4 separate regions of the Homo sapiens genome follow, and all the other regions are linked to region 4. A link is a loop called in an ENCODE intact Hi-C map of the cell type or tissue named here. Cell type or tissue: dorsolateral prefrontal cortex. All regions are shown on one strand. Links, peaks and the distances in the headings refer to the core of each region. The heading gives the core; the rest is flanking DNA.

The links. Peaks named below come from ENCODE experiments on the same cell type or tissue, not always from the same donor. Only the 100,000 strongest peaks of a DNase experiment are listed, where the experiment ranks them.
Region 1: a loop joins it to region 4, with 3 times the contacts of the local background. A loop is called at or near these places in 23 of 110 quality-filtered maps.
Region 2: a loop joins it to region 4, with 7 times the contacts of the local background. A loop is called at or near these places in 4 of 110 quality-filtered maps.
Region 3: it touches region 4 in a loop (2.5-fold over the local background); 24 of 110 quality-filtered maps call a loop at or near these places.

Annotation. Positions count from the first base shown.
Region 1 is chr10:35,459,741-35,465,228 of GRCh38, reverse strand. All of the region lies in intron 1 of CCNY (cyclin Y), which reads right to left. Among named protein-coding and RNA genes, the nearest start is that of CCNY, 130 kb to the right of the region's middle. RefSeq lists enhancers at 1,047-1,547, 1,972-2,514, 2,515-3,059. In dorsolateral prefrontal cortex, for the core only: no CTCF peak of the experiment used is centred there; a DNase peak (open chromatin) is centred at 2,519; H3K27ac peaks cover 5,000 bases.
Region 2 is chr10:35,297,336-35,302,823 of GRCh38, reverse strand. LOC107984220 (a long non-coding RNA gene) reads left to right here. Exons shown (of 3, transcript XR_007062113.1): 2 at 3,565-3,750. It also overlaps a transcript of CCNY not described here. Among named protein-coding and RNA genes, the nearest start is that of CCNY-AS1, 36 kb to the left of the region's middle. RefSeq lists a silencer at 2,259-2,308 and an enhancer at 2,031-3,230. In dorsolateral prefrontal cortex, for the core only: no CTCF peak of the experiment used is centred there; a DNase peak (open chromatin) is centred at 2,523; H3K4me3 peaks cover 841 bases; H3K27ac peaks cover 1,070 bases.
Region 3 is chr10:35,406,704-35,412,191 of GRCh38, reverse strand. The region is part of intron 1 of CCNY (cyclin Y); the gene reads right to left. Among named protein-coding and RNA genes, the nearest start is that of CCNY, 73 kb to the right of the region's middle. In dorsolateral prefrontal cortex, for the core only: no CTCF peak of the experiment used is centred there; a DNase peak (open chromatin) is centred at 2,801; H3K27ac peaks cover 1,975 bases.
Region 4 is chr10:35,344,553-35,350,040 of GRCh38, reverse strand. The region is part of intron 1 of CCNY (cyclin Y); the gene reads right to left. Among named protein-coding and RNA genes, the nearest start is that of CCNY, 11 kb to the right of the region's middle. In dorsolateral prefrontal cortex, for the core only: a CTCF peak has its summit at 2,783; a DNase peak (open chromatin) is centred at 2,760; H3K4me3 peaks cover 2,972 bases; H3K27ac peaks cover 5,000 bases.

The sequences.
Region 1 (5,488 bases), core at 285-5,284, 120 kb before region 4:
TACTCGCCCTACCATGCATAAAGTCCAAATGTTCAACAGTCATTAACAAATAAGCTGAATAATGAAAGGAACATAAAAGAATGATCAAATGAAATACCTCTTCTCAACAACTTAAGGAAAGAAAAGGAAAAACTGGCAAGGACCAACCATTAACTCAAATGCAAATGAACTCAAAGAAAGAATCTCCTAGCAACCAGCCTCTCCTGAGAGGCATGAATTAGCACTATCAATGGAACGGGAAAAATACCACTTGGATTGCTGATATTTTAATACCCAGCAAATGACTAGGTCTTTTAACTATGGGGCAATATTTATGAAATCTGCTGTTGCAGACAGCTGAAAAGCATATGAAATGACAACACCCTGAAAGCTAGAAAAAAGGCATTTGAGTCCACTATCATTACTCCATTAAACACTCAACAAATATTTATGGAGAATCAACTCGATGTAGGTGTTCCTTAAGAGAAACACGATGGTGAGGCCCTGTGGCCCCCAGGGTTAAAGGCTGGGGGTGGGGCATGAGGCAGACAAGTCAGAGGCTTTTGCCCCAGGTAAGTGCCTCCAGGAAGAATGGGTTAGTTACCCAGGCTAACAAGGGAGCAGGCGAAGGGCATAAGAAGCAAAGTACACCAAAGACACAAGGGTTAATTTAAAAAAAAAAAAAAGCATACTGGGCATTTGAGACGCACCATAAGAAGGGGGAAGCAGTGAGAAAAAATTGGTGAAGGAGTCTGGATTTTTATCCCCAGAGAACCAGGGAGTTACTGAAGGAGTGGAGTGACCAGACCAAATACACACTTTAAAAACACCATTATGACCGCACGCTGGTGAAAAAAATGAGCCCAAGGAGTAAAAGTTGTCAGTTGGGAGCTGTGGTCATCATCCACGTGGGAAAGGGGTTGGAAAAAGTAGATGGATTTGAAGATCTGGAGGAGACGGGATGCACCTGGTAAGTAATGAAAGCTGGAACATGAGGACAAGGAGGCAGATGAGAGTGACAAGCAGTGGTTGACAATGGGGCCATGCACTGGGCTAAGGCACAGAGGAGGGAGCTGGAAGACCCAGTTCGGCGGTGGATATGCTGCTGGGTTTAACCTATCTGTGGGATAACCACAGCCCATCAATCCAATTAAGCCCCATCCACTGACAGCTGTGCCAAATGCCTGACACCGCTCCTCTTTCCCATTTCCTAGAACCTTTTCCTCCAGGCTCAGTAAGATAAAGATAGCCTGTTACCATCTCCAGCTCTAGAGGCAGCAGCTTCCTGCACCTTCTCTGCCCACTGTTACTCTGAAGCTTTAATGCTGGCCAGGCAGGACCTTCCATAATGCAGCTTCTTTGCTGATGATCAGGAAGTAGGTCAATGTCATAAACTTACTTCCCAAATCCAGTTAACAAGTGGTTACTTTCAAGCAAATGATGGTGTAAATTTCAAGCTCTGGAAGTATTTATCATTTGCCTACATCCATAAATTACTGTCAGAGCCTTTGATTTCTTTGCCTCTTCCTTTCTCTCCAAGTTGAGGATGTGCTGCCAAATTTAATAATGAGTTTTAAAACAATTTCCATAAATCTTTTTTTAAAGTTCTGCCTGACAGTTGTTTCCTAAAGTGTTGGTATATGATGTCATTTGTTATCAAATTGTAATCTCTTAGCTTCATTGACTCTTTTTCCTTTTAAACTTGGTGCTTCCAGAGTTTCACTATTTATTACCTTCCACGAGCTTATGCTGCTTTAGAGTTCAGTCACCAAAACATCCTTGACTCTTCCTTCTGTCAGATTCAGTAACTTATATACATATATGCATATACTCTGGATCACCTGAGTTAGCATATTCTACGTCCATTGTTACTGAGGTAACAGATGCTTTCTGAACGTTAACTCTGTGGGTAACCAAGAACACAGGAAGAAACTAATGTTTAGTAAGCATCTACCATGTGCCAGACATGTTTATTTAATCCTCACAGACACTCTCTAAAACAGACATTACTAATCCTATTTTTTAGATGAATAAGGAGAACCAGATAAGGTAAATCATACAAAGTCAGACTCCTAGCACATAGCACAACTATGGTTCCACATCTAGCACATCTGAATGCAGAACCCTAGCTTGAATCCCTCTAGTGAAAGAAGTCACTTCCTTAGAAGCCATGAAGATCAGGAACCTCCATCTGCCAAAAGGCAGTGTCAAGGAGACACACCTTCACTTTCAGTGTACAGAACCTCCATTTACCAGCAGTTTATACTTTCCAAAAGTGCCGCTGCAACCATTTCCCCAAATATCTCTAACTAAGGCCTAACGTAGCTGATACACAATACAATGCTGGGAATGCCAAGATCCCATTGTCCTCTGCTCTGCCTTCCTCACAGCACAGCAGTGCACCCTGCAGAGGCGCTCAATGGAAAGAGCCCTCCTGACAGGGGCACCACCCACACTGAGATCTGGGACACAACTTGTGCAGGCTGTGGGTAGAGGGACGGCTAGTGTTTCTGACCTGGAGTGGTGGGCAGCTTTCCAATCCAGCACCAGCCCCTCTGCTCTGGAATGACCCCTCCACCCGCACACTCTGAGAAGCTGTCACAGAGAGCAGCTGCAGCAGCAGTGAGTGCAAATAAGCAAATAAGACAGGTCCTGGCAGAGAGGTCCTTGCCCTCTGTGTTTCTGAAAGTTCAATCGCTTCCTGTTAGGTTCAGAGTAAGGCTCTTGGTTCCAGCCTCAGCATGGTCTCACTGTCTAGCTAGTTCACCATGGTTTCCTGATTTTCAGAAGAGGATCTTCTCAGATCATAATGGCAAAGCAATACCAGAAGGGTGAGATGAGGGTGAAGATGCAGAGATGCTAAGTGCAGGAAATCTCAAGGAGCAAAATACAGGAGAAAGGGAGCGGATACACTATCCAGTGGCAAGACGGGGTCCTTCTGCCACTGGTGAGCCAGGACTACCGCCATTCCTAAAGAGGCATCAAAACGAGCTCCACCTAACATGGCTGCTTTGAAGAAACACTGTTTCTGTGGATGCAAAGGTGTCACAATGTTACTTTAGTGAAAAACATCAATTTTATTATATTGTGGTAATATTCACATTTAATCATCAAAATTCCTATTTAATCCACTTCCAGAGGTTTATGGCTGACATGTAAAGACTTGATTTTCTAGAGTTAGGATCAAACTCCAGTACTGAATTGAGTGCCTTAGAGTGTGGCCACCATTGAAGCAAATGCCTGGAGATTAGAGGAGCCTGGAATATAACTATATTGAGTGTAAGGAGAGGTGCAAAGAGTGGGATGTGCCGGGAGAAAAAAAAACAGAAAATCCACAGAGAGATTTATTTATGCATTTACGTATGCAGGCTGGACTCAATAACATCAGGGACAAATGAAGATGCTAACACTGAGATACCTCAATAACAAATCAGACATTTCCACTTTCAAACACAAAATCATTCAGTAGACCAAGGGCCCATACTTTGCCATGAATAATACACATAGAAGCCATGAACACTAGAAAAAGGGCAGCAAAAGAGACCTTGGGTTCAAATTTTCATCAAGTGGTCCCAAGTATTCTGAAAAAGATCCCCAAGATGCTGGGGGATGACTCTAAAGAAAGAGTCTTTGCTTGGCCAAGCTTTGGTCGGGTTTCTGAACCTTCTCCTGGGCCCAACTGTGCACTTCCTTATAAACTCCACTTTTAGCAAAGCACCCTGCTAAGTCAGATTAGCAAGAACCCCTGACCCTCGACATCTAATCAAGCTCCTTGTCCTTGATCACCCTCAGGTGATCCTCCCTGTCTGCCTTCAGCAAGAATCCTGTCAGACTGATTTAGCCAGAATTCTCCTTACTCCTGATGTTTCCTCTTAGTAATTTTCCATTCACTAACCACATCCCTTGCTCCTTGGCCATAAATTCCCACTTGCCCATGCTATATTTAGACTTGAACCTAATCTCTTTCCCCCATCACAAAACCCCATTGCTGCAGTCCCTCTACCTATCGAGATGGTCCTTAGTCAAGTTTGCCTTACTGTGCTTTAACAAGACTCATGGAATAATTTTCTCTTTAACACAACCAAACCTCAGGCACAGGATATGGAAAGTGTCATCCTTCAGATCCCCCACTTGCTTCCATAAACAGGAGACCTTCAGCCAGCCCAGTGGTGGGCCTGGGAGCTGTCCATGCCATCGTCTCCTATTTCAGGCCAGCTGGGTGGATCATCAGCCCCTCCCACCCCTGCCCACTGCTCCCCACTCTTCACATCCCTCCCTCAGTTTATAATAAGTGGATGTCCTAGCCCAACCTCCACATACAAGTTCCTTTGATTACAAATACTGTATCCTGTTCATCTTAGACACAGTACAGTGCTTGGCATGGAGCATCACTTATCATCCATGCTCTATAAATGACTGAGTAACAAATAAAACAAGAGAACCTGGGCTAATGAAAGGAGGAAATAACTGAGTGAGGAGTATTATGATACTGTGCCGTGCCATAGGTACTGTGCTGCCACATTCAGGACACTTTAGAAAACCTTATGCAACAGAATAGATAACACATTAAATATGTTCCACGAACATTTCATGCTGATTATTTCCTCTGAGCTCCTGCTAAAGGTATTTTCTTTTTTCTCTTCCATTTGTTCAAATCATATTTATAATAACAGTAGCTTGATGCTTACTGAATGAATGTTATGTGCCAGGCACTGTATCCAGGCATTTCACCTACATAAATTCCAATTTCCACAAAACCTTGAAACTTCTAATAATTATCCTGTGTGTGTGTGTGTGTACATATACAATTCTTCTTCTTCCAATGTGGCCCAGGGAAGCCAAAAGATTGGACACCCATGGTGTAGATGAATGAAGTGATGCTTCTTCCTAGGTATGATGACACTGTTTCAACAAGGTGGGACCCTGAGGGCCAGGGGGCATCACCACTGTGTTTCTCTTATGCAATGCCTACAGTGAGTTGATTCTCAATAACTAAATAGAGATATACGAGAGAGAGAGATTTTTTAAAAGAGGCTCAGAGATGTTAAAGAACATTACTAAGTTCACACAGCTGCCAAGCGGCAGGGAGACACTAGGTCAGGGATATCAGGGAGCTCTACCTGAAACAAAGGCCATTCTTTCCCATGACACCATGCTACCTCACCAAGGAAGAGATGCTGTTAACATCCCCTGCTATTCCACTAGCATGCAATGGAGGTCTTCACAGCTTTTGTATCTGATTTCCAGGCTATCAGATGTTGTTTTAGGCTGCATTTATATCTACCTCAGCCAGTAATCCTTTTTTTCCCTTCCTTTTAATTAGCAAGGGACTGGAAGATCAGTTAGCTGTACTTGTTAGTCCTGGTATAAAGTACTCCCTCCAAGTATGTATTCCCCCCAAGTACCCAACACAAGGAGAGCCCCAAGCAGGTGCTCATCCAGTGCACATCTGATTAAGTAACAGGTATAATAATTATCTGCCCATTCCTCAACCTCCAGGCAAGTCATG
Region 2 (5,488 bases), core at 215-5,214, 47 kb after region 4:
CAAAATGTTTTAGCAATTTTCTACTCAGCCTTATGTGTTCATGATCTCTCTGCTCTTGCTACTAATTGAGAAATTAATATTGTTCTCAGTGGCTATGATGTAGATTGAATTGTTCAGCCACAGATTTTTCATCCTGAGATGCCCTTGGGTGCCTGCTAGTTGTTTTTCTTAGGTTGGCTGTTTTGTTCTTCATCTTAAAATATTAACATGTCGGGGCGGGCGCAGTGGCTCATGCCTATAATCCCAGCACTTTGGGAGGCTGAGGCAAGTGGATCGCCTGAGGTCAGGAGTTCGAGACCAGCCTGGCCAACATGGAGAAACCCCGTCTCTACCAAAAATACAAAAATTAGCCAGGCATGGTGGTGCATGCCTGCAGTGCCAGCTCCTCAGGAGGCTGAGACAGGAGAATCACTTGAACCCAGGAGACGGAGGTTGCAGTGAGCCGAGATCGCGCCACTGCACTCCAGCCTGGGTGACAGAGCAAGACTCTGTCTCAAAAAAAAAAAAAAAAAATTAAGATGTCAAAGTATTAACCTGCTGTTTTGATAGAAAAATAGCAATGAGGATGGGCGTGGTGGCTTACACCTGTAATCCCAGCACTCTGGGAGGCCGAGGCAGGTGGGTCATGAGGTCAGGAGATCGAGACCATCCTGGCCAACATGGCAAAACCCCATCTCTACTAAAAACACAAAAATTAGCCAGGCGTGGTGGCGTGTGCCTGTAGTCCCAGCTACTCAAGAGGCTGAGGCAGAGAATCGCTTGAACCTGGGAGGCGGAGGTTGCAGTGAGCCGAGATCACGCCATTGCACTCCAGCCTGGACGATAAGAGCAAAACTCCGCCTCAAAAAATAAATAAATAAATAAATAAATAAAATAAAAAATAACAATGAAGGCTGGGCGGGGTGACTCACACCTGTAATCCTAGCATTTTGGGAGGCCGAGGCGGGCAGATCGCTTGAGCCCAGGAGTTTGAAACCAGCCTGGGCAACATATTGAGACTATGTCTACAAAAAATACAAAAATTAGCTAGGCATGGTGGCATGCACCTGTAGACCTGTCCCAGCTACTCAGGAGGCTGAGGCAGGAGGATCACTTGCGCCCAGGGAGATCAAGTCTTCTGTGAGCCGTGATCATGCCACTGCTCTCCAGGCCTGGGTGACAGTGAGACCCTGTCTCAAAACAAAGCAAAACAAAAGACAGCGATGAAAACAGGCTTCCAATAAAAAAAATAAGAAAAGACTGCTAATTTGTCAGGCTCAAATATCCCATGTGTTCAGGGAGTAAGAGAAATACCGTGCATAAAAGCTCTATACAGCCAAGAACATCTGCAAATTGATTATCACAGTTTGCCATGGACTACATGGAAGTGAAGTGACTTCATTTTACCTTCACTCTCCTAGGTAGGATATAAACAATTCTATTATGAAACATTTCCAGGAAAGTCTTCACACTGTCTCTCAGACAACTCTTTCTAGTGTTAATGGAAATAGATAACACATTTCAACCCATATTCAAAACTGGACCTTCCATCATGTCTACACACATTGGCCATATATTTGTTAAACAAGGAATATTATGCTTGTATTTAGGCAAAAATAGCTCCGAAAGCTAATATATGTTGTAGTTAAGATCTCAGCCCTGGTGCCAGATTATCTGAGTTTGAATCCTTGTGTGATCTCTCTAAAGCATCTTTTCTCCTATTTAAATGGGTATAATAGTCGGGCACAGTGGCTCACCCCTATAATCCCAGCACTTTAGGAGGCCGAAGCGGGCGGATCACTTGAGGTCAGGAGTTTGAGACCAACCTGGCCAACATGGTGAAACCTCGTCTCTACTAAAAATATAAAACAAATTAGCCAGGCATGGTGGTGGCCGCCTGTAATCCCAGCTACTTGGGAGGCTGAGGCAGGAGAATCACTTGAACCTGGGAGGCAGAGGTTGCAGTGAGTTGAGATTGCACCACTGCACTCCAGCCTGGGTGACAAGAGCAAAACTCCATCTCAAAAATAATAATAATAATAATGGAATGAATATTAGAATACTAGCTTGAATAAATAATAGAGCTTACATTAGAAGTCTTAACAAACAGCATATTTACTTTGAAAATGCTCTAAGCAGTATGTCTGCAAGCACATGTAACCCACTGAGTAAAGCAGTTGTTAAGCAGAAAATAAACATAGATTTTTAATGAACCATGTGGCAATGATACATAAAAAATAAATTGTATAAGCGAATGCAAAAATAAAGATCTAAGAAAAACAAATATGAGACAAGACTACTGCTTCTGGCCATGAAGCAGTAACTGGTACTGGACTTGCCCTACTGCAATAAACAGCAGGACGCTAGAGAAGATATATGAAACAATTGTTTCAGACTCTGAACAACAGACAAAGCAGAACTGTAACCCCCGAGAGAAGTGAAACAAGGCAAGACCCACGATCACCCCAGCTTTCTTTCTGAAGCTGCTTTGCAGATTGTGATACAGGAGGGGAACTCAGGCAGGGCGTGGCATCTCAGGCAGGGCGTGGCAGCCTTGCTGCTTTGATGAGACAGAGCAGAAGTAGGGATGAGGGAGGGCAGCTGGAATTTCCAGGGCGGGGTACCACAGATGAGTAAGCTAGACAGAGCAAGAGCTCGAAATCCACATGGGAGCCCTCTTACATCTTTGGCTCACGCACAACGTAAAACTCTGCGAGGCCAAGCAAAGAGCATCTACTAGGAAACTGTAAGAGGAGCAGTCCCCAGAGATCTGAGAGATGTTCAGGTTCTGAAAAGACAAAGCCTAAAGACCTCGAAAGGATACTGTTCTGAAAACTTACGTGATTGTAGGAGTGGCATCATATTATTTGAAGGTACACTGATAAACTGAAGATGTATTCTGTAAACCTACAGCAACAATTGTTTTTAAAAAAGGAGTGTTATTCACCAATGGAGAATATAAAATGAAATACTGAAAAATACTCAACTAATCCAAAAAGGCAGGAAAAGAAGAAAAAAATAAAAACATATGGTATAAATAGAAAACAAACAGCAAGACAGTAGATTTAAACCTAACCGTATCAGTAATTATACTAAATGTATATGAATTAAGCATTCCAATTATAAATCAAAGATTATCCAATTGGGTAATAAAGTAAGGTCTGACTCTCTGGTGTCTACAAGAAATCCACTTTATACAGACACAAGAATGTTAAAAGTAAAAGGATGAAAAAAGGTAAACATGAGACATAAGAAAGGTGGATTGACTGTATCCATTTCTGGCAAAACACACTTTAGGACAAGAAATATTACCAGACATAAGGAGGGACATTTCACAATGATAAACTATCAAGTCACTAAGAAAAAATAACATTCCTAAATGTGAATGCACCCAGTTGTAGAACTTCAAAAGACTTGAAGCGAAAACTGACAGAATTTGAAAGGGGAAAAAGACAAATCCATAATTTAAGTTGCATATTTCACCACCTTCTCTTGTATTGATAGAAATAGCAGACAGAAAACTGGTATGAATACAGAAGACTTGAACAGCACTATCAACTAACTGGATCCAATTAACTTTTACAGAACGCTCCACCCTGCAATGGCAGACTAAACAGTGTTTTCAGTGCAGATGGAACGTTCATCATATGCTGGGCCATGAAACTAGTCTCAATAAATCCAGCAGGATTGAAATCACATACCGGGCTTCTCCAACAAAATGCAATTTAATTAGAAATCAGTAACTGAAACTGGAACTCTTCTACACTGCTGGTAAGAATGTGAAATGTTACAATCACTTTGAAAACAGTTGTCAGTTTTTTTAAATAATGAAGTCAAACATATAAACAATTGCACTTCTTGGTATTTACCTAAGAAGAATGAAAACATATGCTCATACAAAACATACACATAAATGATTTTAATCATCTTTATAATTTTCAAAAACTGGAAACAACCAACCAAATATTCATCAATAGATAACTTGATAAACTAACTACAGTTACAAAAAAACAACAACAACAAGGCCAGGTGCAATGGCTCATGCCTGTAATCTCAGCACTTTGAGAGACTGAAGTGCAGCACCACATGAAGCCAGGAGTTTGAGACCAACCTGAGCAACATAGTGAAACCCTGTCTCCGCAAAAAATTAAATAAAAAAAATTAGCCAGACGTGGTGGCCCTCACTTGTAGTCCTAGCTACTCAGGCGGCTGAGGCAAGGAAGAGTGCCTGAGCCCAGGAGTTTGAAGCTGCAGTGAGCCATGATTGTGCCACTGTACTCCAGCCTGAGAAACAGAGCAAGACCCTGTCTCTGTTTTTTAAAAAAGAAAAGAATGGAATAATACTCAACAATACAAATGAGCAAAGTACTAACACATACAACATTGATAAATCCCTGAAACATGCTGAAAGGCCAGACATAAAGAGTATATTGTTATGATTACATTTATAGAAAATTCTAGAAAATGTAAAACTAATCAATAGTGACACAAAGCAAATCAGTCATTCCCTGGTGCCAAGAGTTGGGTTGGGATTGTTGCAAGGAGATATGAAGGAACTTTGGGGGATGATGGAAATGTTCTATATCTTGAATATGGTGAGATTATATTTGTGAAAACTCATTGAAAGGTGCACCTAAAATGGGTGTGCTTATTTTACGTTAATTACACTTCAACAAATTTCTGTTCCATTGGTCTATGTGTCTGCTTTTGTACCAGTACCATGCTGTTTTGGTTACTGTAGCCCTGTAGTATAGTTTGAAGTTGAGTAATATGATGCCTCCAGCTTTGTTCTTTTTGCTTAGAATTCCCTTGGCTATTCAGGCTCTTTTTTTTTTTTTCATAAGAACTTCTAAATAGTTTTTTCTAGCTCCATGAAGAATGTCATTGGTAGTTTGATAGGAGTGATGTTAAATATGTAAGTTGCTTTGGGCAGTATGGCCGTTATAATGATATTGATTCTTCCTATCCACAAACATGGAATGTTTTTTCCATTTGTTTGAGTCATCTCTGATTTCCTTGAGCAGTGTTTTGTAATTCTTCTTGTAGAGATCTTTCACCTCGCTGGTTAGCTGTATTCTTAGGTATTTTTTTCTTTTTGTGGCAATTGTGAATGGGATTGCATTCCTGATTTGGCTCTCAGCTTGGATGTTGTTGGTGTTTAGGAATGCTATTGATTTTTGTACGTTAATTTTGTATCCTGAAACTTTGCTGAAGTTACCAGATCAAGGAGTTTTAGGGCAGAGACTATGGGGTTTTCTAGATATAGAATCATATCATCTGTAAACAGGGATAGTTTGACTTCCTCTCTTCCTATTTGGATGCCTTTTATTTCTTCCTCCTGCCTCATTGCTCTGGCCAGGACTTCCAGTACTATATTGAATAGGAGTGGTTCCTTGTCTTGTGGCAGTTTTCAAGGGGAATGCTTCCAGCTTTTACCCAGTCAGTATGATGTTGGCTGTGGGTTTGTCATAGATAGCTCTTATTATTTTGACGTATATTCCTTCAATGC
Region 3 (5,488 bases), core at 232-5,231, 62 kb before region 4:
TAGTCACAGGATGTGCCCTTGCATTAAGTGGGAGGTCACTTCTCCACCTCCCTGACCTTGGCACCCTCAGCCAATTAGATGGAGGCAAACATGGCATCTTCCCCACCTTGCACTCCAGCCCTTTCCCATGAGAACAGCATGTCTCAGACCCACACAGGAGCTGCTCCTTTGGTCTGAGTCCTGAAGGAAGACACTTGGAACCAAGCACAGCCCTGCAGAGCCACAGTTCACCTGCAACCTTCCCATGATATGAGCAAGAAATTAAGGCTTGTTAGGAAAAGCCAGTGAGACAGTGGTGTTGTTATCATAGCAAATCCATTCCAGATTTAAACACCTTGGTCTCTTTCTTCAAGATGCTATCAAATTTTGCCAAAATCTTCAAATGTGGTGCTAGAACTGCACTAAATACAATAGATATGGCCTGACCATGGAAGAAATCTCTTAGTAGAACATAAAACTTGTCTTGGGTTTCTGCATTCTTTCCCAGGTAGGGGTGAGAAACAGGTTGTCAGATGGAAGAGATATAGTCCACCTTAACCTTGTCTCAAACAATACTGAGGTCAACCCAAATTCCTATGCCTTTATCCCAGAAGGTATTGTATTGTAGAGCCTCCTGTAACTAACTGCAGCCATTTTACATGTATCACTGCTAAATCTTTTTTTTTTTTTTTTTTTTTTTGACAGAGTCTTGCTCTGTCACCCAGGCTGGAGTGCAGTGGCTTGATTTTAGCTCACTGCAAACCTCCACCTCCTGAGTTCAAGCAATTCTTCCTCAGGAGAATCCCCAAGTAGCCGAGATCACAGGCACGCGCCACTATGCCTGGCTAATTTTTGTATTTTTAGTAGAGACGGGGTTTCACCATGTTGGCCAGGCTGGTCTCAAACTCCTGACCTCAGGTTATCCTCCTGCCTCGGCCTCCCAAAGTGCTGGGATTACATGCGTGAGCCACCGCACCCGGCCTATCGCTGCTAAATCTAACATACCAAGATCACTTAAACCCTCAACCATTCAACATTATTAGCTAGAATCTTTTTGTGTTTCAGATTTGAGAAACACACCTTTTTGTCGTCTGAGTCCCTGATGAAATTACTTAACAGATGAGGGTCAAGGCCAGAGTATTCTGACAAAATACTAAAGACAACTGTCCGAGTTAAAATAATGACAACGAAGTTGTACACTGTTTAATCAGTTAAAAGCCCTCACCCTTCACACACCACCATTAATATTCCCAACCAATTTCTCAATATTCTCCAAAAGTTACAAGTCTTCCCCAAATCCAACAACACCAAGTATACTAGCAGTAGTTCTCTAGACCAGCGACATCAGCGTCACCTGGAACTCCAGAAATGCAAACTCCCACCCTACTCCAGACTTACTGTCTCAAAACCCAGCCCTCCAATGACACTGATGCAGATGCAGTTTGAGAAGCAGAGCTCTGGTGCACTTGCCTGTCCTTGGAACAACCCTCTCAAAACTGAAGCTGGTATGCTTGCACTGATTTCTTCTTCTTGAACTTAAGCTTGCTTTTAGTTAGTTAGCTCTTCTTTGTTTTCCAAATGTCCAGAAACTATTTAATCAACCTTTCTATCACCTTTGCCTAGAAGCAAAGTTAAGCTCACCAATCCACAGTGCACAGAAACTCTTTCCTCCCTTTTTGGAAAATTAGGACCCTATTTGCCTTACTTTGTGACATTTTTTTCCCATTGTTAACAATTTCTTAAAATTTATCTGCAGTGTTTCCGTGATCACATGTGTTAGTTCTCTTAGCGTCTGGTTCATCATAATTTTTAAAAGAAAAAAATCTCTTAGAAATTTCTCTCCTTATCTGGGTTTCATGCTGGCATGCCAACAGAGCAGGTGCTGGGAAGAAAGTTGGAGAAAACCAAATTGTTCAGTTGATATCCTCTTCCACTTATTGATCATTTCTCTTTCTCGGTGCTGTTTGAAACGTAAAACTATTTTTCCTCTTTTGTTTTGTCTTTAGCATTTGTGTAAGGCTCAGCTTATTCCAAGCTTTGACACTGTTCAAAGTCTGTGCTTACCATGTGTCTGTCTCTGGCTCCCTCCTCCTGGGTGACAGGACAAGGTTGATATTTTTCCTTCCTTTGCTTTTCTGTACCATCTAAGTTGCACAATCTAACAATCACATGGCTGGTGCAGGGGCTCATGCTTATAATCCCAGCACTTTGGGAGGCTGAGGTGGGAGGATCACTGGAGCCCAGAAGTTCAAGATCAGCCTGGGCAACATAGCAAGACCCTGTCTCTACAAAAAATAAATTAGCCAGGCATGGTAACACATGTGTGTGGTCCCAGCTACTCAAGGTGGGAGGACTGCTTGAGCCTAGGAGTTCATGGCTGCAGTGTGCCGTGATCATGCTACTGCACTCCAGCCTGGGCAACAAAGCAAGACCCTGTCTCAACAAAATAAAACAAAACAATCACAGATTGCTTTTTTCACATAGGGGCAGGAAATCTTTACATTTTTACTTATTTTTGTTTTAACGCAAGCTCTTTGGAGTGTTTCCTATACTGTCTCTCACACATGGGAATTATCTGTAAATCACGGTTTAAATTAAGGTTTTCTTTTTAATTTTAGAATTGCATTTTTCTTTTCCCTCTCTGTTCCTCAGCCTCTCATCACTATGCCCAGACCTCCAGAGAGCACGCCTCCAGTCTTTTTTCTGTTCACAGCTGTTATTTCCCAGCTGCCTACAGTCACTTCACAATGACTCACACTTCTTGAAGTATTGGCCCTAACACAGATGCCCAGACAGCAGCTGCAGTGGCAGCACACCCTCACCACAGCTGGTACCCACACTGAACTTAGTGTGGGAGACTCTCCCAGGAACAGGATCTGAAAAAGGGCAGCAAAGGCTTTTAAGCTGTAACTGTTCTGACCTGGGCACACCCCAGCAAGTTCACTGGCTTGCAACTTGATTCCAATGGGATGACAATGGCAGATGCGAGACCTGCCTGGTAAGGCAGCTGGCAAGGCAGCTGGCCACACTGTACCACAGTCCCCAGCTTGGATTAGGATCAGGAGCTTGACAACTCCTGGTTGCAATACACAATCTAACAGCCATTGGAGGAAAAAAAAGGCCTCCTTAATGTACTTCATTTCTTTGCCCAGTAATAAGCTATTACATAGGGTAAATCTGATTTCTGCTTTCATCTTTGCATTGGGTCAAGACAAAATAACTCTTTTTGTTTTTCTTCATAACTAGAATGAAAAAAAAAAAACAAAAACAAGAATTGAGCAGGGTAATGGGAGGAAAGAACAAAGTAGAGGCATTTATGATGAAATAATACAGTTTGTCTACTTGAATCCATTTCTAGCGTAAACCTCTGCTTACCCCATCTTCAACATTCTCCAGTAAAGCTAGAAATTTTTTTGTTCTTTTTCTCTTCTGATAACTTTCCCTCAACCCATCATATTACTGTCAGGCCTCTGAGCCCAAGCTAAGCCATCATATTCCCAGTGACCTGCACGTATACATCCAGATGGCCTGAAGCAACTAAAGATCCACAAAAGAAGTGAAAAGAGCCTTAACTGATGATATTCTACCATTGTGATTTGTTTCTGCCCTACCCTAACTGATCAATATACTTTGTAATCTCCCCCACCCTTAAGAAGGTTCTTCATAATCTCCCCCACCCTTAAGAAGGTTCTTTGTAATTCTCCCCGCCCTTGAGAATGTGCGAGATCCACCCCCTGCCCCCAAAACATTGCTCTTAACTCCACTGCCTATCCCAAAACCTGTAAGAACTAATGATAATCCCACCACCCTTTGCTGACTCTCTTTTCTGACTCAGCCTGCCGGCACCCAGGTGAAATAAACAGCCTTGTTGCTCACACAAAGCCTGTTTTGTGGTCTCTTCACATGCACATGTGAGACATTTGGTGCCGAAGACCCAGGTCAGCGGGACTCCTTCGGGAGACCAGTCCCCTGTCCTCACCCTCACTCCGTGAAGAGATCCACCTATGACCTCAGGTCCTCAGACTAACCAGCCCAAGGAACATCTCCCCAATTTTAGATCAGGTAAGCAGCCTCTTTTTACTCTCTTCTCCAACCTCTCTCACTATCCCTCAACCTCTTTCTCCTTTTAATCTTGGCGCCACCCTTCAATCTCTCCCTTCTCTTAATTTCAACTCCTTTCATTTTCTGGTGGAGACAAAGGAGACATATTTTATCCATTGACCCAAAACTCCAGCGCCAGTCACGGACTCGGGAAGGCAGACTTCCCTTGGTGTTTAATCATTGCGAGGACGCCTCTCTGATTATTCACCCACGTTCCACTGGTGTCTGATCTCCGTGGGGACGTCTGCCTTGGTCATTCATCCACATTCCCTTGGTGGCAAGTCAAGTGCGGAGACGCCTGCTTTGGCTGCTCCCCACCCCCCTTCTCCGTGTCTCTACCCTTCTCTTTAAACTTGCCTCCTTCACTATGGGCAACCTTCCACCCTCCACTCCTCCTTCTTCTCCCTTAGCCTGTGTTCTCAAGAACTTAAAACCTCTTCAACTCTCACCTGACCTAAAATCTAAGCGTCTTATTTTCTTCTGCAATGCCGCTTGACCCCAATACAAACTCGACAGTGGTTCCAAATAGCCAGAAAACGGCACTTTCGATTTTTCCATCCTACAAGATCTAAATAATTCTTGTCGTAAAATGGGCAAACGGTCTGAGGTGCCTGATGTCCAGGCATTCTTTTACACACTGGTCCCTCCCTAGTCTCTGCTCCCAATGAGAGTCGTCCCAAATCTTTCTTCTTTCTCTCCTGTCTGTTCCTTCAGTCCTAACCCCAAGCGTCTCTGAGTCTTTTGAATCTTCCTTTTCTAGGGACCCATCTGACCTCTCTCCCCTCCTCCCCAGGCTGCTCCTTGCCAGGCCAAGCCAGGTCCCAATTCTTCCTCAGCCTCTGCTTCCCCACCCTATAATCCTTCTATCACCTCCCTTCCCCACACCCAGTCTGGTTTACAGTTTCGTTCCATGACTAGCCCTCCCCGACCTGCCCAACAATTTCCTCTTAAAGAGGTGGCTGGAGCTAAAGGCATAATCAAGGTTAATGCTCCTTTTTTCTTTATCTGACCTCTCCCAAATCAGTTAGCATTTAGGTTCTTTTTCATCAAATACAAAAACTCAACCCAATTCAAGGCCTGTTTGACAACAACCCTTAGACGCTTTACCACCCTAGACCCAGAGGGGCCAGAAGGCTGCCTTATTTTCAATATGCATTTTATTACCCAATCCGCTCCCGACATTAGAAAAAGCTCCAAAAAGCCCCTCTGCCTGGCCGGCCGCCCCGACGGGGACGGAGGTGGGGGGGGGTCAGCCCCCCGCCCGGCCAGCCGCCCCATCCGGGAGGTGAGGGGCGCCTCTGCCTGGCCGCCCCTACTGGGAAGTGAGGAGCCCCTCTGCCCGGCCACCACCCCGTCTGGGAGGTGCGCCCAACAGCTCATTGAGAACAGGCCATGATGACAGTGGCAG
Region 4 (5,488 bases), core at 126-5,125:
TAGGGCTCATTCCCATCAAAATCTGATGCTAATGGCAGCCCTGGAGCTGTGCAACCCCTGCAACCCCTGAGGCCGTGATGTGTGCAAGTGACAGATACGAAGAAAGCAGAACCACTGCAAATTGCTCTACTAAATTTCTCTTTCACCTGGAATCCTAGAGCCTGTAAGGCACTGATTTTCAGGCAGAGTAGAGGAGTTGCCCTCTCAGGGGAGATTTCATTTGGCCACATCTGGAAACATTTTTTTGTTGTTGTTATGGAGGGTGCTGTTGCTGCAGCTGGCATGGCATCTGGTGGACAGAGGTGGGAGGCCGCTAAACATCCTGCAATGGATAGGGCAGCCCCCCCTAATGTCAACAGTGCTGGGAGGGAGAAACCCTGCTATAGCTTCCTTATCAATTCCTGCTTTAAAGTGTCCTTGAATTTCACACCAAGAATTGAGATTTAGCAAATACACATTCATATGTGAATATGACTAATCAAGAAAGAAACCCATTTATGAAAATGAGCTTAGGGAACAGAACACTAAGAAGTGTATCGCCAACTTGCACACTGTCCTTCTCTGGTTGGCATCAATATTGTAGTTTAACATCATGTTTCAAACCATGTTAAAGCCAGACAAAGAGGGCAGGGAAATGCACTCATTTGAGGCCTTGACTGTCAACATGCCACTTCCAAAGTGAAGACACAGATGTAGTCTGAGGTTGTGGGAGAGTGGGTAGCAAGGAGAGGCTCTGCTGTGTCCATGAGGCAGCTGGCTGTCTCCTAGCAGACTGCTCACACATCTACACCATCCCTTCTCTAACTCACCTGCTGAGCTCTCCTTCCAGAGGTACCCTTCACTCTTACCTCTACAGCCATCCCTCAGTGTCCGAGGGGGATTGGTTCCAGGACCCCTGCAGATACCAAAACCCAAGCACGCTCAAGTCCCACCGTCCACCCTGTGGAACCCGCTGATACACAAAAAGGCGGCCCTCTATTTTACATCCCGAGAACACTGCATTTTCAACCTGGTTTGGTTGGAAAAAATTCACATGGAAGTGTACCCGCACAGTTCAAGTTAGTGTTGTTCAAGGGTCACTGGATTCCTGTTACAATGCTCCCTTACAAAATATCCTGGATACAAGAGTAAGGTTCATTTTCAAAAAAAAAAAACCCAACTTAGATTTCAACAACTGTTTCTCTCAGAATATTAGTTCCATGAAAGAAGGAAATTGTGTCCAGATTCAGACCATCCCTGACTGAGAATCACTGCCATGCTAGCTGTCCAGCCCGAACCATTCTCCAGGGCACAGCACACAGGCACCCAAACATCGCTAAGAATAAAAGCACCCAACCTACTTCTGGCTGCCTGCTGCTGACCTCTCAGGGCCCTGCCGGGCTTTCAGAGCCCTGCTATCTTGCAATGGGGTCCTCCCTGACTCATCCCACCCTGGACGGGGGCTCCTGCTCATATTCTCTGCTCACATCTTACACTTCCAACATCCAGAGACTGCAGGCAGCTTCGTACTGTGAGTGACGAAGTCGTATCCTCCTGCTTCAGAAGAGAACTCAACCAACAGCCAAGTGTGCCTGCAGAGCACACACGGTGCTTAAGATATGTGCCCTAACGGAACCAACAATCTTCCTCAGAAGCCAGTGGTTCGCAAAGCAGCCCTCAGATGGACCCCTCCGTGGTTATGCCTGGCATCATCCTTTCTGAACAGCAAGGTTGCTAGGCTTCCTCCAGACTCCCTACCACCAAATAGGAGAAATGACAAATCAGACATCAGACTTATCTTACAGAAAAGTGGGAGTCGAATATTTGCTAACATTAGAGTGAATAAACAACTTGTAACTCTTCAATAACATCAGCTTTGGCTTTCAGAATATAGAACACAATCTCTAATGCTATATAAACTGCTTATCATCACTTTGCAAGCAAAAGAGCAACAAGCACTACATGGTGCAATAACGGTTCACAGCTTGAGGGAAAAAAGGCTGTGGAAAAATAAGATTATCCCTAAACTGACAAAAGTTAACACTCACTGTAAATGAAAGGAATCCTTGATAAATATGTGCGTCTGAAATTTTTGAAACTGGATTAAACACAGCACCATGACTTCTTTCTCCTCCGGGACTTTGACAGGATACACAGACGAGGAGCTGTAAAACCTGGACTTTTAAACAACTACACAAATTTTACAAACCTACTGTAAGAACCAGAAATAATTTAAAGGATTATTATCATTGCACTAACTGGAATAAATGTATCCAATAAAATCCTGAAAGTCAATTAAAATCCTAAGATCATATAATCATTAATAGACAGAATTCTAAATTTGGAGTGAAATCTTTTCTTGAGAAGCAAAAAACAGAACTCATCCTACCCACCCATACACTAATTCCTCTGATTCATGTTAAATCTGCAGTGTGAGACAAGGAGCTTACCAAATATAAACAAAATATCCTTAATAACTGCTCTTTTTCCTTATTGACCACCAAGAACAGAAGCATCCACCCAAAATAAAGAACTTGCTTATAAAATGTTGTAAGCACTGCACTCACAGTTTTGAAACATATAGCTATATTACATAGAACTCCCATGCAGAGTATTTCCTAGTCAGCCTTCAACAGTCAGAAGGTCTATAATCAGAGGCATCCAAAATAGAAGTGACTTGCATTTCACCACCCAACTGGGATTTCTGCAAAGCTCACAAAGCAAACTGGCACGGATGTGATTGTAGTTGCTAACAATTCTCCTTACTGTGCCCAGCTGTATTTCTCTCAGTACCAGGAGCCAGCTGACATGTCTAAGCTGCTCACACATCTCTGCTGAGCAAGCCACTCAAATACACCATACCCAGTGAAGCCCCACTATACATCCCCAGTACGGGACAATGTGTCTGAAGCCCCACTACACATCCCCAATAAGGGATAATGTGTCTGCAGTGAAGTACTTTTTAATGCAAGTAGTATAACCATGGGAGACTAGACTCAGCCCAGAGTTGTTACCATGGCCCAAAACATTTTACAATTTCTTTTATGAAACTGCCTCTCAGATCAGTTTTTAAACCATACTAAAAAACAAAACAAAACAAAACAATAACAAAAAAGTTTCTTTACAAACTAATGGGGCAACCCATGGTGGCTCACACCTATAATCCCAGCACTTTGGAAGGCCGAGGCGGGCAGATGGCTTGAGCCCAGGAGTTCGAGACCAGCCCGGGCAACAAGGCGTAACCCTGTCTCTACAAAAAATACAAAAATTAGCTGGGCATGGTGGCACACGACTATAGTCCCAGCTACTCAGGAGGCTGAGGTGGGAGGATCACTTAAGCCCAGGAGGCGGAGGTTTGCAGTGAGCTAACGCCACTGCACTCCAGCCTGGGCAACAGAACAAAACCCATCTCAAAAAAACAGTAAAACCTAATGTATAGAATGTCCATCTTCTGACAAAGGTGAAAAAAACAGATTTACAGGTTTTCCACTTATCTATTTGAAAAGCAACCTTCCTGGCAAGGCAACAAAGTGGCAGTCTGGAGTTGGCCAACCCCTGAAATGACCTCTTCTGCCAGAGTCATCAAGAGACTTTACAGGCAAAATCTTGCTGATGTGTGGGATCCACCAATGTGACTTGCCAGGCTGACATGCTCAATTTTAGCTTTAGCACACCCTTCTTTCCAAGCTGGCAAATAGCAAAGGAAGCCCCTAGAAAAAGTAAAGGGAGACAGAGAGCCTAGCAACAGCTACCAGCAACACACAGAGCCAACAGCAAGAAAGAAAAGGTGGGTGGGGTATCTCCTGAGCTCCCTGCAATTGTGGGTCTAGCCAGTTAGATTCCTTTCCTAAAAGAAATGAGAACAACAGCCCCTAATAACCTGCTGAGGAACGCTTGATCTTATTATTTTAGGTAACCAACTACCCTTTATTAAAAAGCAGTATTTTAATATAATAAAGCATATTTATGCATGCCTCAAAATCCTATTCTTTGAATAAATAAATAAGCAAGCAAGCAAGCCCTGGCTCCAGCTTACACCTAAGGGTGCATGCTGACATTCCTAGGAATGTGGTTCCGGGGACACAGTTAGCAGACAGCCTGGGTGGGTTCCATTACCCCAGGAGTCAGGGAAAGCTTCTTCAAATATTCATCCCACTGCTCCTGTGTGGCATCACACTGACTTCAGAAAGATGCAACTCAGAAGAGTAATGAATCTGAGAAATAGTATTTCTATTCCAAATTCTACAGCCAGCAAGCATCCCACTCAAAGGTCAGACAGCTCTATATAACCTTACCCTACCCAGCTCTAAAATTACAGTTATGCTCTGGGACTGCCTTGAAGCCTGCTTTGATGTCTTTGTTAGGATAAGCTCTTTAGGCTTCCAGCTTCTCCAACTATGGACAGTCCAAACATAATTAGGTGGAGATACTGGAGCACACTTCACATATAATACAAGAAAATCAATATGAGTACCACATTCATAATGACATAAGTTCATCTAGTACTTTGTGGCTTTTTAAGCATTTTAGCCTCATTTGGATCCTCATAGTACTACCTCAATGTGTAAGGCGAGTCAGTTTTTTTTTTTTTTTTTGAGATGGAGTCTCACTGTCACCCAGGCTAGAGTGCAGTGGCGCTACCTCGGTTCACTGCAAGCTCCGCCTCCTGGGTTCACGCCATTCTCCTGCCTCAGCCTCCTGAGTAGCTGGGACCACAGGCACCCGCCACCACACCCAGCTAATTTTTTAAAATGCAAATCAAAACCATAATGAGATACCATCTCACACCAGTTAGAATGGCAATCATTAAAAAGTCAGGAAACAACAGGTGCTGGAGAGGATGTGGAGAAATAGGAACATTTTTACACTGTTGGTAGGACGTAAACTAGTTCAACCATTGTGGAAGTCAGTGTGGTGATTCCTCAGGGATCTAGAACTAGAAATACCATTTCGCCCAGCCATCCCATTACTGGGTATATACCCAAAGGATTATAAATCATGCTGCTATAAAGACACATGCACATGCATGTTTATTGCGGCACTATTCACAATAGCAAAGACTTGGAACCAACCCAAATGTCCAACAATGATAGACTGCATTAAGAAGATGTGGCACGTATACACCAGGGAATACTATGCAGCCATAAAAAATGATGAGTTCATGTCCTTTGTAGGGACATGGATGAAGCTGGAAACCATCATTCTCAGCAAACTATCGCACGGACAAAAAACCAAACACGGCATGTTCTCACTCATAGGTGGGAATTGAACAATGAGAACACATGGACACAGGAAGGGGAACATCACACACCGGGGCCTGTTGTCGGGTGGGGGGAGTGGGGAGGGATAGCATTAGGAGATATACCTAATGTTAAATGACGAGTTAATGGGTGCAGCACACCAACATGGCACATGTATACATATGTAATAAACCTGCACATTGTGCACATGTACCCTAAAACTTAAAGTATAATTTAAAAAGTAAAAAAGAAATAAAGTATACCAACTG